Regions from separate parts of the Homo sapiens genome. Here region 1 is linked to region 2. A link is an interaction called in ENCODE POLR2A ChIA-PET data of the cell type or tissue named here. Cell type or tissue: GM12878. All regions are shown on one strand. Links, peaks and the distances in the headings refer to the core of each region. The heading gives the core; the rest is flanking DNA. Region 1 overlaps FSTL4 (follistatin like 4). Region 2 overlaps HSPA4 (heat shock protein family A (Hsp70) member 4).

Region 1 (5,371 bases), core at 148-5,147, 130 kb before region 2:
GCTTTCTAATGTCGGCAGGCAGAGTACGGTGATAAAAGCAAAAAACAAAACCCATTAGAAGAAAGTATTTGTGGCAGTGTTTGAAGGATGTGTTAAAATGTTCACTTTTCTCCCCATACCTAAATGGTATAAAACCAGGAACAAATAATTCTAATGAAGCGTATGCTCTCAGCTAGCTCTTCTTTGGAAGGGAGTTATTAAAAAGACCAAAAGAAAATGATTTAGGAGCTCATGACTCATTTAATTTTTATTGTCTTTATATGAACCAGTCATGAATTCATTGTAAAAAGATGAGAGGCGTTTGATTAGCATGGAGAGCTGTTTGCACCACGATAGACAGTGGTTGTAGGCTCTGCATTAAAATAATCTCATTAAATGCTTGGGTACATTTTGTTTTAAAATCTTAGAAAACACTACATTTGAAGCACTTAAAGGCTTTGGCCAATTCTCTGTAGCTTGTGTCAAAAACATCTGAACATCCAGTTCTTTAGAGTTTTGAATGTGCTCAAACCATTGGGAGTAGTGTCCAGAGATCTCCAAGATATGGGGGCCGGGGCCTATGGTACTCCAGCCTGTGGAACCTGTGGGGTGACTCTGCCCTGCCAAGTGTCTCCTCTGGCCTTTGCTTTCTCAGTGCCTCTTTCGAGGTCCTCTTTCCCCTCTTAGGGGAAAGCCTTAGGGGAAGCCCTGGCCTCAGGGCTTGACTTGTACTCAGTGACCACTTCCGGCCCCATCTCCAAGGTACAGGGTCCCACAGGAAGGTTCTGATTCAGCTTCTATACCCTGATTGCAGAACCCAGGAACTCCCCACAGAGTCTCTTCCTCCCTGAGCCTCACTGCCTCCCTACAGAGGCCCAGTCAATGAAGGAGGCCGATTGGTGCCTCTCTTGGCCACTACAGATTGGAGCCTACCCCTCCAAGGCACTCTCTGCACTAAGCAAGGACAAGGGAGTCACCAGGAGGTCCTGCAGCCCATGAGCCATGCCCAAGCACTGCTCTTCCTGGACTCCCCCTCCCCAGCCCCATGCAGCTGTTTCAGGTTTTGTCTACAGCAAACAAGACTGCAGTAAACATCCTTATACCCACCTCTTTGCACATGTGTGTAAGTTGACGTGTAAGATAAGTTCTCGGAAGTGATGCATTTTCAGTTTTGATGGGTTTTGCCAAATCTCTCTCCAAAATGGCTGCACCAGTCTACGCCCTCTCCAACAATGTGTAAGAGTTTTGAACACAGTGTCAGGAGGAAATTCCTAACTGAAAGTCGTCTTGGTCCCTGAAATGAGCCATAGAAGGAAATTTATTTAAATCCTCTCTGGAGTGTCTCAACGACAGGAATCAGCTGTCATGGCTGTGAGTGTGGTCCAAGTTAGAGTCAGGAGCTGAAACCCTTGGTAAGGCCTTCTCAGCCTGGGGATTCAGGATCCAAGGATCCCCAGGAAGAGGGTTGCAGGTTTCCCAAAGGAAAGCAGCAGGTGTGAGGTGGTCTGGAACTTCAGATGACTGCTACAGTGCAGTCTAGAACCTGAGTCCCTTCCCGCCCCAGCTGGGGATGCCAAGCTAATTAGCCAAGGAGCCAAAGCCCCATTCAAGGGCTCAGGCCTGCACCTCACCAGAGGGCCCCATTAGCTGCCACCCCTACTACATAACACTCTGGAGTCCTGGCATGTCAAGAGGTATTTGCCTGCTGGCCTCTAAGGGTGGACAAGTGGAGGGCTCAGAGCAATGTCTCTGGCATGAGCCTTCTGTTGCAGGTGCCTGGGCCTCTGTGTATACCCAGATAATCAGGTTTGTCCCTATACGCAATTTCAACACGCATACCACTAGGTCAGAACTTCCCTATTTGAGTTTTTGAGCCAACTGAAGTTGGCTCTTCGACAGAAGACACCCTCACTTCTGACATAAACTGGAAGTCAGGTGGTTCCCAAAACCACCCTCAGGTTCAACAATTTGCTGGAAAAACAGAACTCATTGTAAGTGTTATACTCACAGTTAAAGTTTAATACAGCAAAAAGAGTACAGATTAAAGTCAGCCAAGTGATGAAGCCCAAAGGGCAGAGCCCAGGAGGGCTCTAAACGTGGAATCTCTGTTCTCCTCTCCCAGTGGAGTCACAGACATGTCACTGTCACAGTGTCAATTTCCCAGAGAAGCTCACCCAGGCCTCGGTGTCCAAAGCTTTTGCTGGAGCTCATTCAAATACTGCCCACATGGCTGCCCTCTCGTCCCCAGCCCCTCTAGAGACAGAACTGGTACCACCTGGCCCAAAGACCCCAGGCAAATAAAGAGACCCCTATGAGGCATGACATTCCAGAGCCTAGAGATTGCCTCCCTGTAGCCAAAGAGGGCAAGGCCAGACCTCCCTGGGTAATATGAATTCTTAACTATCCTTCCTCTCAGGGCTTCCCAGGAGGTAGCATCCTAGGCTAACACACTCCCTGAAATCAGCAAATATTCATTGAGCTCAGTTATGCACAGGAACCACATGACACGCTGAGAATAATACAGTCATGCACAAAGAGATGAGTCATGCGCGAAGAGATGAGTCATGCGCTAAGAGATAAGGGCCTCCCCTTTGGCATCCACAGTCAGAAGAAGACTGACCGCACACACCAGAGGACACCCAAGTCAGCCAGGGACCACACATGCCCCGAGCCTTGGAAGAACCAGGTGCTCTCCCCACAGTGGCTTCTCTCATGCCTCCAACTCCCTCTTCCAGGCCTGAACCTGGGAACGAGCAGGAGGACAGGCCCACTCCAGGTTGCTCACACTGAATGCAGCTGCCCACAACAGCCCTCTTCCAGGGGGCTCAGACAGCTACTTAGAGATTGCTCCAAGTTGCAGAGACTTCTTTTTCTTGAGAGGACTCTGAGAAAAAGGATGGTTCCTCAGGTCTTTGCAGGATGGCAAGTCCGTCTATTATGTCCGGAATTGGTGGGTTCTTGGTCTCACTGACTTCAAGAATGAAGCCGCGGACCCTCGCAGTGAGTGTCACAGTTCTTAAAGGCAGCGTGTCCAGAGTTTGTTCCTTCTGATGCTCGGATGCGTTTGGAGTTTCTTCCTTCTGGTGGGTTCGTGGTCTCGCTGGCTTCAGAAGTGCAGCTGCAGACCTTCAGGGTGAGTGTTGCAGCTGATAAAGTCAGTGTAAACCTAAAGAGTGAGCAGCAGCATTTATTGCAAAGAGCAAAAGAACAAAGCTTCCACTGCGTGGAAAGGAATCCCAGCGTGTTGCCACTTCTGACTCCGGAGGTCTGCTTTTATTCTCTTATCTGGCCCCACCCACATCCTGCTGATTGGTCCATTTTACAGAGAGCCGATTGGTCTGTTTTACAGAGAGCTGATTGGTCCGTTTTGACAGGGTGCTGATTGGTGCGTTTATAATCCCTGAGCTAGACACAAAAGTTCTCCACGGTCCCCACTAGATTAGCTAGATACAGAGTGTCCACACAAAGTTTCTCCAAGTCCCCACCAGAGTATCTAGATACAGAGTGCCGATTGGTGCATTCACAAACCCTGAGCTAGACACAGGGTGCTGATTGGTGGGTTTACAAACCTTGAGCTAGATACAGAGTGCTGATTGGTGTATTTACAATCCCTTAGCTAGACATAAAGGTTCTCCAAGTCCCCACCAGAATAACTAGATACAGAGTGCCGAATGGTGCATTCACAAACCATGAGCTAGACACAGGGTGCTGATTCGTGTGTTGACAAACCTTGAGCTAGAGACAGAGTGCTGATTGGTGTATTTACAATCCCTTAGCTAGACATAAAGGTTCTCCAAGTCCCCACCAGACTCAGGAGCCCAGCTGGCTTCACCCAGTGGATCCTGCACCAGGTCTGCAGGTGGAGCTGCCTGCCAGTCCCGTGCCGTGCGCCCGCACTCCTCAGCCCTTGGGTGGTTGATGGGACTGGGCGCCCTGGAGCAGGGAGCAGTGCTCTTCTGGGAGGCTCAGGCTGCGCAGGAGCCCACGTTGGCAGGGAGGGGGGTGGGGGTGGGGGAGGCTCAGGCATGGCGGGCTGCAGATCCTGAGCCTTGCCCCGCAGGGAGGCAGCTAAGGCCCGGCAAGAAATCCAGCGCAGCAGCTGCTGGCCCAGGTGCTAAGCCCCTCACTGCCCGGGGCTTGCCGGCTGGCAGCCACTCCGAGTGCGGGGCCCGCCGAGCCCATGCCCACCCGAAACTCACGCTGGCCCACAAGCCCCTCGCACAGCCCCGGTTCCCGCCCGCGCCTCTCCACACCTCCCGGCAAGCTGAGGGAGCCAGTTCCCGCCTTGGCCAGCCCAGAAAGGGGCTCCCACAGTGCAGCGGCAGGCTGAAGGGCTCCTCAAGCATGGCCAGAGTGGGAACCAAGGCCGAGGAGGCTCCGAGAGCGAGCAAGGGCTGCGAGGGCTGCCAGCATGCTGTCATCTCTCACTATGAGGGACTAGAATGAAGTGAATGTCGCCGTAACCTCAGTGTTGGTCGGGAAGGTCAGCACTAGGGAGCCAGTATGTTGGTACGTGTGTGCACTCATGCGTGTACATCATCATGTGTACCACGTGTCCATGTAGATGTTTGGGTGCGCTCCCTCCCCCATGTGTGCACACTCGCATGTACTGCATGTGTCCATGTGGATGCCTGTGTGTGCTCACCCACATGTGCACACTCGCATGTACTGCATGTGTCCATGTGGATGCCTGTGTGTGCTCACCCACATGTGCATGTGGTCCTGGCTTGGTCTGGATAAGGGCCAGGGAAGTCTAGACGTGTTCGAGGAATGGCCATCACCGAGGCACCACATGTCACTCTGTGTTTAAGTTTGCTGCATTTGACTGTGCAGGTGAGATGCTACAGTTAGTGGCATTCTGGGGGCCAGAATTGAAGGATTGTTGGGGGAGAGACCCCCCCTTTGCTCCCTCCTCCCACAAAGAGAACCAGGGGTGCTCCTGAGGAGGGCAATGTCGGAAAAGCTCTGAATAATTGTTTCTCAACTGAGTCTGAACTTGTAACATTGACAGTATCATTAACCTAAACTCTAATATTACTCTGGAGTCCTTGCGTTGAACATTTAGTCTCTAAATATTCAGTATTGATGACTCATTTCCATATATACCTGACTCCCATGGATCACTATGACAACATCCCCCATCTCATCTCTGCTTAACTATTGTTTAATACTTAAGTCTCATTTAATTGTGTTCTTTATTAAGGGCAGATACTTAGAAAATCGCTTTTTAAAAGGTGAGAACCATGTCTTTAAAATTGTCTCTTTCCCAGAAAACAGATATGCATCAATACAAAGAATGGTCTAATCTGACATCTGTTTATTTCTGTAAGGAACCTTGATTTTGCTAATACAGTTCTATGCATCAGAGCAAAAAAAAAAAAAAGCCATCCAT
Region 2 (5,302 bases), core at 303-5,302:
CTCCCGGACGGGGCGGCTGGCCGGGCAGAGGGGCTCCTCACTTCCCAGTAGGGGCGGCCGGGCAGAGGCGCCCCTCACCTCCCGGACAGGGCAGCTGGCTGGGCGGGGGGGCTGACCCCCCCCACCTCCCTCCCGGACGGGGCGGCTGGCCGGGCGGGGGGCCGACCCCCCCACCTCCCTCCCGGACGGGGCGGCTGAGGCCAAGCTTCTTGACCAAGTACTCAGCACCTGCAGCCTCACCTCAAGCCCCTTCACCCCACCCAGCTCCCACCCTACTGAAGCATCTAACCCTGCTGGCCACTGCCACATCTCACATCTCTAGCTCCCTTCCTCCCAACATGCTTTATGCATCATAACTCCTCTCTGGCAGTTCCTTCTTTCAAAGCTTTTACTTCCTCTTCCTAACACATCTCAACACAAGCCTTCATCCCGTCAATGAGGAACACGACTCCAGCCCCAAAAGCTTCCATCCACACCCACCTGGAGCTTCGATGTCTCAACCCCACCCAGGAAAACTTCTCAATCTAAACTCCCACCACATCTCCAATGACTCAAGACTAGAAGCTCCACATGTACAATCATATCCCGTATTCTAGGTTTGAAACCTTGGAGCCATTCTTCTTAAAACACACTTCTAGTTTTCTTAACATTATAAAATTCCTAAATGCTTTTATTAGTGACAGGAGGCGGTGGGGGGTAGGGGCTTGTCTCCCCATGTTGCCCAGGCTGGTCTTGAACTCCTGGACCCAAGAGATCCTCCCACTTTGGCTGGGATTACAGGCATGAGCCACCATGCCTGGCCCTAAATGCTTATTGTAGCAAACTCTGAAAACAGAAACAAGCAAAAATAAACAATCACCCACAATCCCACCCTAAAAACCACTTCATCTGGGAAAATCCTTCTGGCTTTTTTATTGCAAACCCATTTAATGTTCTTTCAAAACATGAGAGGCTATGTAGTTTTATAACCTACATTGTGTGTGTAAAAATGTAGGCCAGGCATGGTGGCTCACACCTGTAATCCTGGCACTTTGGGAGGCCAAGGTGGGCAGATCACAAGGTCAGGAGTTCGAGACCAGCCTGGCCAATACAGTGAAACCCTGTCTCTACTAAAAATACAAAAATTAGCAGTGCGTGGTGGCGCACGCCTCCAGTCCGTTACTCGGGAGGCTGAGGCAGAAGAATCACTTGAACCCGGGAGGCAGAGGTTGCAGTAAACCAAGATCCCGCCACTGCACTGCAGCCTGGGTGACAAAGCGAGACTCCATCTCAAAAAAAAAAAAAAAAAATACACACCTTTCTGTTAAAGCCACTTAAAATTATTGAAATAGATCAAGTGTACATGAGTACACTATCAAGTCAGATCAAAAAACAAGCATCACCAAGCCTCACATCATGTTGTCACTACTCCACAAAGAGTAACTACTATCCCAACTTCTAAAGCATGGTTTTCAGCTGGAACCATGCTTACATCTTCCCTCTTCCTGCAGGTACCAAAACCAGCAATTTTCCCCTTCATTTGGCTGTCCCCTCAAAGGTGGACTAAGTCCCACTACCTCCAACAACCCCCAGGCCCCCTGTGCCCCTGCAAAGCAGCTCCCACTGCCCCACAACAGAACCCTGATCTCTCAGGCCCCCACCTTTTAAGGAGACAGGGTATCACTTTATCACCCAGGCTGGAGTTGCAATAGCACAATCTCAGTTCACTGCAGCTTTGACCACCTGGGCTCAAGTGATCCTCCTGCCTCAGCCCCCCAAGTATCTGGAATCACAGGTGCACACCACCACACCCAGCTATCTCAGCTCTTTCTACCACATCTAACAATTCCCCTACAGAAACCACTTACATGCTCAGGAGGAAACCAAACCTACTAGACACACGTTTCTCAGACACGTGGCTACAATAGGCCCTGGGTAGGCCCTGGCAGGTAAGCTGCTCCTACAGCCAGAGGACTAGGACTGTGCAAGGGGCATGACCCAGGGAACAAGACCCCTGACCCCTCCTCGTCTAGACCCATGCCTTATCCAGTTAAGGTCTTTTTCACTGGCTTAGTGCCCTTTAAACACCCATCACCACCACATACATACACCAACACACATTCCACGCAGCCACACCACACATCCAGTGGCGCCAACTATTCTAGCACACTCTGGACCGCGCTGTTCTTTGGCCAGGTGTAAGTCCTAGCACTTACCTTTATGCCATAACCCCCGCCTTCTGCTAACAAAACCCTCAAAGTAAGGCCCAGTCACAGGAGCAAGACAAGGATTCCTAACACCAAAGGAACTGGGCCAAGACTCAACTGGAGAGTTTGAGTACAGAAAAATTAGGCAACATTTTCTCACAAAGTAGGCAGTGTGCTTCAGCTGTCACTCTTCAGACTGGAAGTCTTCAACGGATGTTAAGTGAAATTTAGCTCAGAGGGTTCCTACTCCTAGAGAACATTTTTATTGAAAACACACCCCCCGCCCCCACCCCACACACACATACACACAGACACACACACATACACACACACCCCCACACACACACCCAGCAGCCTTCATTATGGAATTAAGGAAACCATTCAAGTTTAAGACAGGTTTATTTTATTAGTTTTTCCTAAACTTGTCTCATGTTTACTGAATGATTTTCTTAGTGTAAGAACGTGACCTGGAGCTTTAACAAATCAGTTTGGATAACGCAACCTGGATAAATGCTTGTCTGTACACAAGCCATCAATTACCACTCTCTGTCCTGGCCTCCATGAAAATCCAATTGGTCTTAAAGCCTGTCTAAGCAGAGAGCAAGCAGACCACATCATCGTGTTTCAACTTGAAATTCACCCCCATCCCAGCACCCACACCCTTCCCCACACACACACACACACACACCAAAAAAAAAAAAAAAAAAAAAAAAAAAAAAAAAAAAAATTTTTTTTTTTTTAAGAAGAAATGGCCATTACGGTCTGGGCCAGTTGTAAAGGGTTGGCTTAATCCTGCAGCCAGCACTTTTAAAATAGCTACTGGCTTCACAGCAGGCCAGCTGGAACTCTTGAAGCATGACAGGTAGAGAACAGAGGATGTGCTAAGAACCTGGCCTTGTTGTGGTGCCTCGAGGCCTCCATGCATGCTTACACACCAACATAAGTATACTTTCCCCTTCCTCCTCCTAAGCAATTGTTCTCCATTGCACTTTAGAGCCTGTAACACTCAAACTTTTCAATGTTATCTAGAGATGGACAAACGCTTAATTCTAACTATGCAAGATAGCATCTTATTTCTAACAACATAGGCCAAAAGTAACAGAGAGGCACTCTGTTATACAGAATATCAATTTTTACAAAGATTCAAAACATTACCAACAAGCCCTGTAACAGTTTCTTAAAGCAGGTACCAACTCTGGCCTCAAACACAGGCTTCCCTTGGAGTTTCCAAAATGCCTCACTCCTGTCAACACTGCCCCAAAAAGCAGTCAGAGGAATGCTTTGGTATACCTGACATTGGCCACACAGTTAAGAATGAGGTGTTGTTATAACATCAGGCACCACACTTCTTTAACACTAATTTCAGACTCATCCAGTACAATCCAGTGTATCTTAGTTTTTTTTGCATCATCTGTCAGCTGCTTAACACGTACAAATTGGCAGGTTCATGACAGATATTAACACTTAACACACAAGTGATTGTGAATGAGCTAAAAAGAACTTTTAACTCTTGTTCTAGGAGTTCAAGCTATACCTCAAAATTATACAGAACATCTCCCACCTGAATAAACAGGCCAGGATACAAATCTTTACACCAAAATTAACAAGGATTTAATTCCTCAGTTAAATTTACCATGGCTATATCCAACAGTATATCTACCCAATTCTAATCTTCTGAAAATTATTTAGACCTTGATGCTTGGGGTATTCATGAACATACTTTCAGGAAGAGCCTCCAGGTTTAAAGCCCTCAGTTAACAACTTACTCTAGGCAAGGGGGTCTATTTTCCCAAGAGAAGTACATGGCATTTATAATGGGAGCCCTTTTATTGGGAGAGAGGGAAGAGAACACAGGTGAGGGTGAAGGTGAAATATGAAGAAGCTCAGAGCACACCTTTGTTCCTCTGCCGTGTTAATCCATGCCGTGCCATGCTCCAGCCCTCACAAAGAGGGGGACCCCATCCCCACACCAGGCAGGGAGCATTTAAAGCAATCTCCACAACAGATTTTTAAAGCATAATTAGAGCTCCTGCCATGTAAGTCATAATGAAAAGTCTGCTGGATAGCTAGAGCTGTAGCTATAGCTCAACTTTCCAAAACAAACTTATTCTTGTAGACACATGGTTAAACATAAAGGAGTGAAGCATAAGCTCAGTAAGACTAACTGGGCTTCTAAATAGTACCATTATGAAAAAGATACAATGCACTTAATTTCTGTATCTAACTATTTAGAAGTGAAAATGCTCCATACATTACCTATTTCCCCTCCCCGAAAATCCCCTAAAAACTGACTAAGAAATCTTCAGTATTCACTTGCGCTAGTTGATATTTAGAACAAAGTTGACAACTTAAAGCTTTATAATAGTCTGTTTTAATAGAAACAAGTGTTGGAATCAATCAATGTCCATTTCAGGAAGCTTCTTGTCTGAATCCGAAGGCACAGCTGTGTCTGTACCCTGCTCAGCAGCCTGGGGGCCTGGGTTGTCTCCTTGTCCATCCACTGGTCCATTCTGCTCTGCATTTTTTTGTTCCTCTTTTGGAGGTTCCACTTTGGGTTTGGGCTTTGAAATTATAGGGCTACAAGTACTTGTCAGCTCCTGGAATGGGTAAGACAGAAAACTGGTTTCTTATAAAATTAACAAATTTTACAAGCCATGCTAAACCCAAATCCGCCCTCTCCCACCACCCAATCCTCAACCTAGAAGCTAAAACACTATAATAAAGTTCCCTCCTAAGTGTCACTTGAGGACTATTAATAATAAGGCTGTCAAGAAAAGACTATTAAAAAAAAGTCTTAAATTACCTTAATTTTAGCTTCAATCTCTTTTGACTTGACAACTGGATCCATGGTCAAACTCTGCTTGTTCTGCAGATTTAGCTTGTTATTCATCCACTCCATTGCTTCATTTGTGCTTTTTTCTACCTTTGTCATGTCAGCAGCATCCAAATGATCATACTGGTCCTCCTGCAACCAGGAGACAGTCAAACAAGTGCTAAAAGTGTGATACCCTCCCTCCCCGCAACTACTGTCTAGTTTCTGCCATTTTTCAAAAACTTATAATCTTTCAAAAAATAAAGCATATTTAGCCTCACAATCTGAACAGAATTATTCAAAA

What was found. Peaks named below come from ENCODE experiments on the same cell type or tissue, not always from the same donor. Only the 100,000 strongest peaks of a DNase experiment are listed, where the experiment ranks them.
Region 1: POLR2A ChIA-PET joins it to region 2 with 10 read pairs; 8 of 35 experiments call an interaction of 5 or more read pairs at or near these places.

What each region holds. Positions count from the first base shown.
Region 1 is chr5:133,237,845-133,243,215 of GRCh38, reverse strand. The region is part of intron 7 of FSTL4 (follistatin like 4); the gene reads left to right. Among named protein-coding and RNA genes, the nearest start is that of FSTL4-AS1, 16 kb to the left of the region's middle. RefSeq lists enhancers at 2,131-2,631, 2,422-2,701, 2,632-3,132. In GM12878, for the core only: no CTCF peak of the experiment used is centred there; DNase peaks (open chromatin) are centred at 718 and 2,525; H3K27ac peaks cover 1,979 bases.
Region 2 is chr5:133,103,714-133,109,015 of GRCh38, reverse strand. HSPA4 (heat shock protein family A (Hsp70) member 4) reads right to left here. Exons shown (of 19, transcript NM_002154.4): 18 at 4,990-5,151; 19 at 2,567-4,783. The coding sequence ends at 4,580. Among named protein-coding and RNA genes, the nearest start is that of HSPA4, 54 kb to the right of the region's middle. RefSeq lists an enhancer at 450-499. In GM12878, for the core only: no CTCF peak of the experiment used is centred there; a DNase peak (open chromatin) is centred at 3,065; H3K27ac peaks cover 3,010 bases.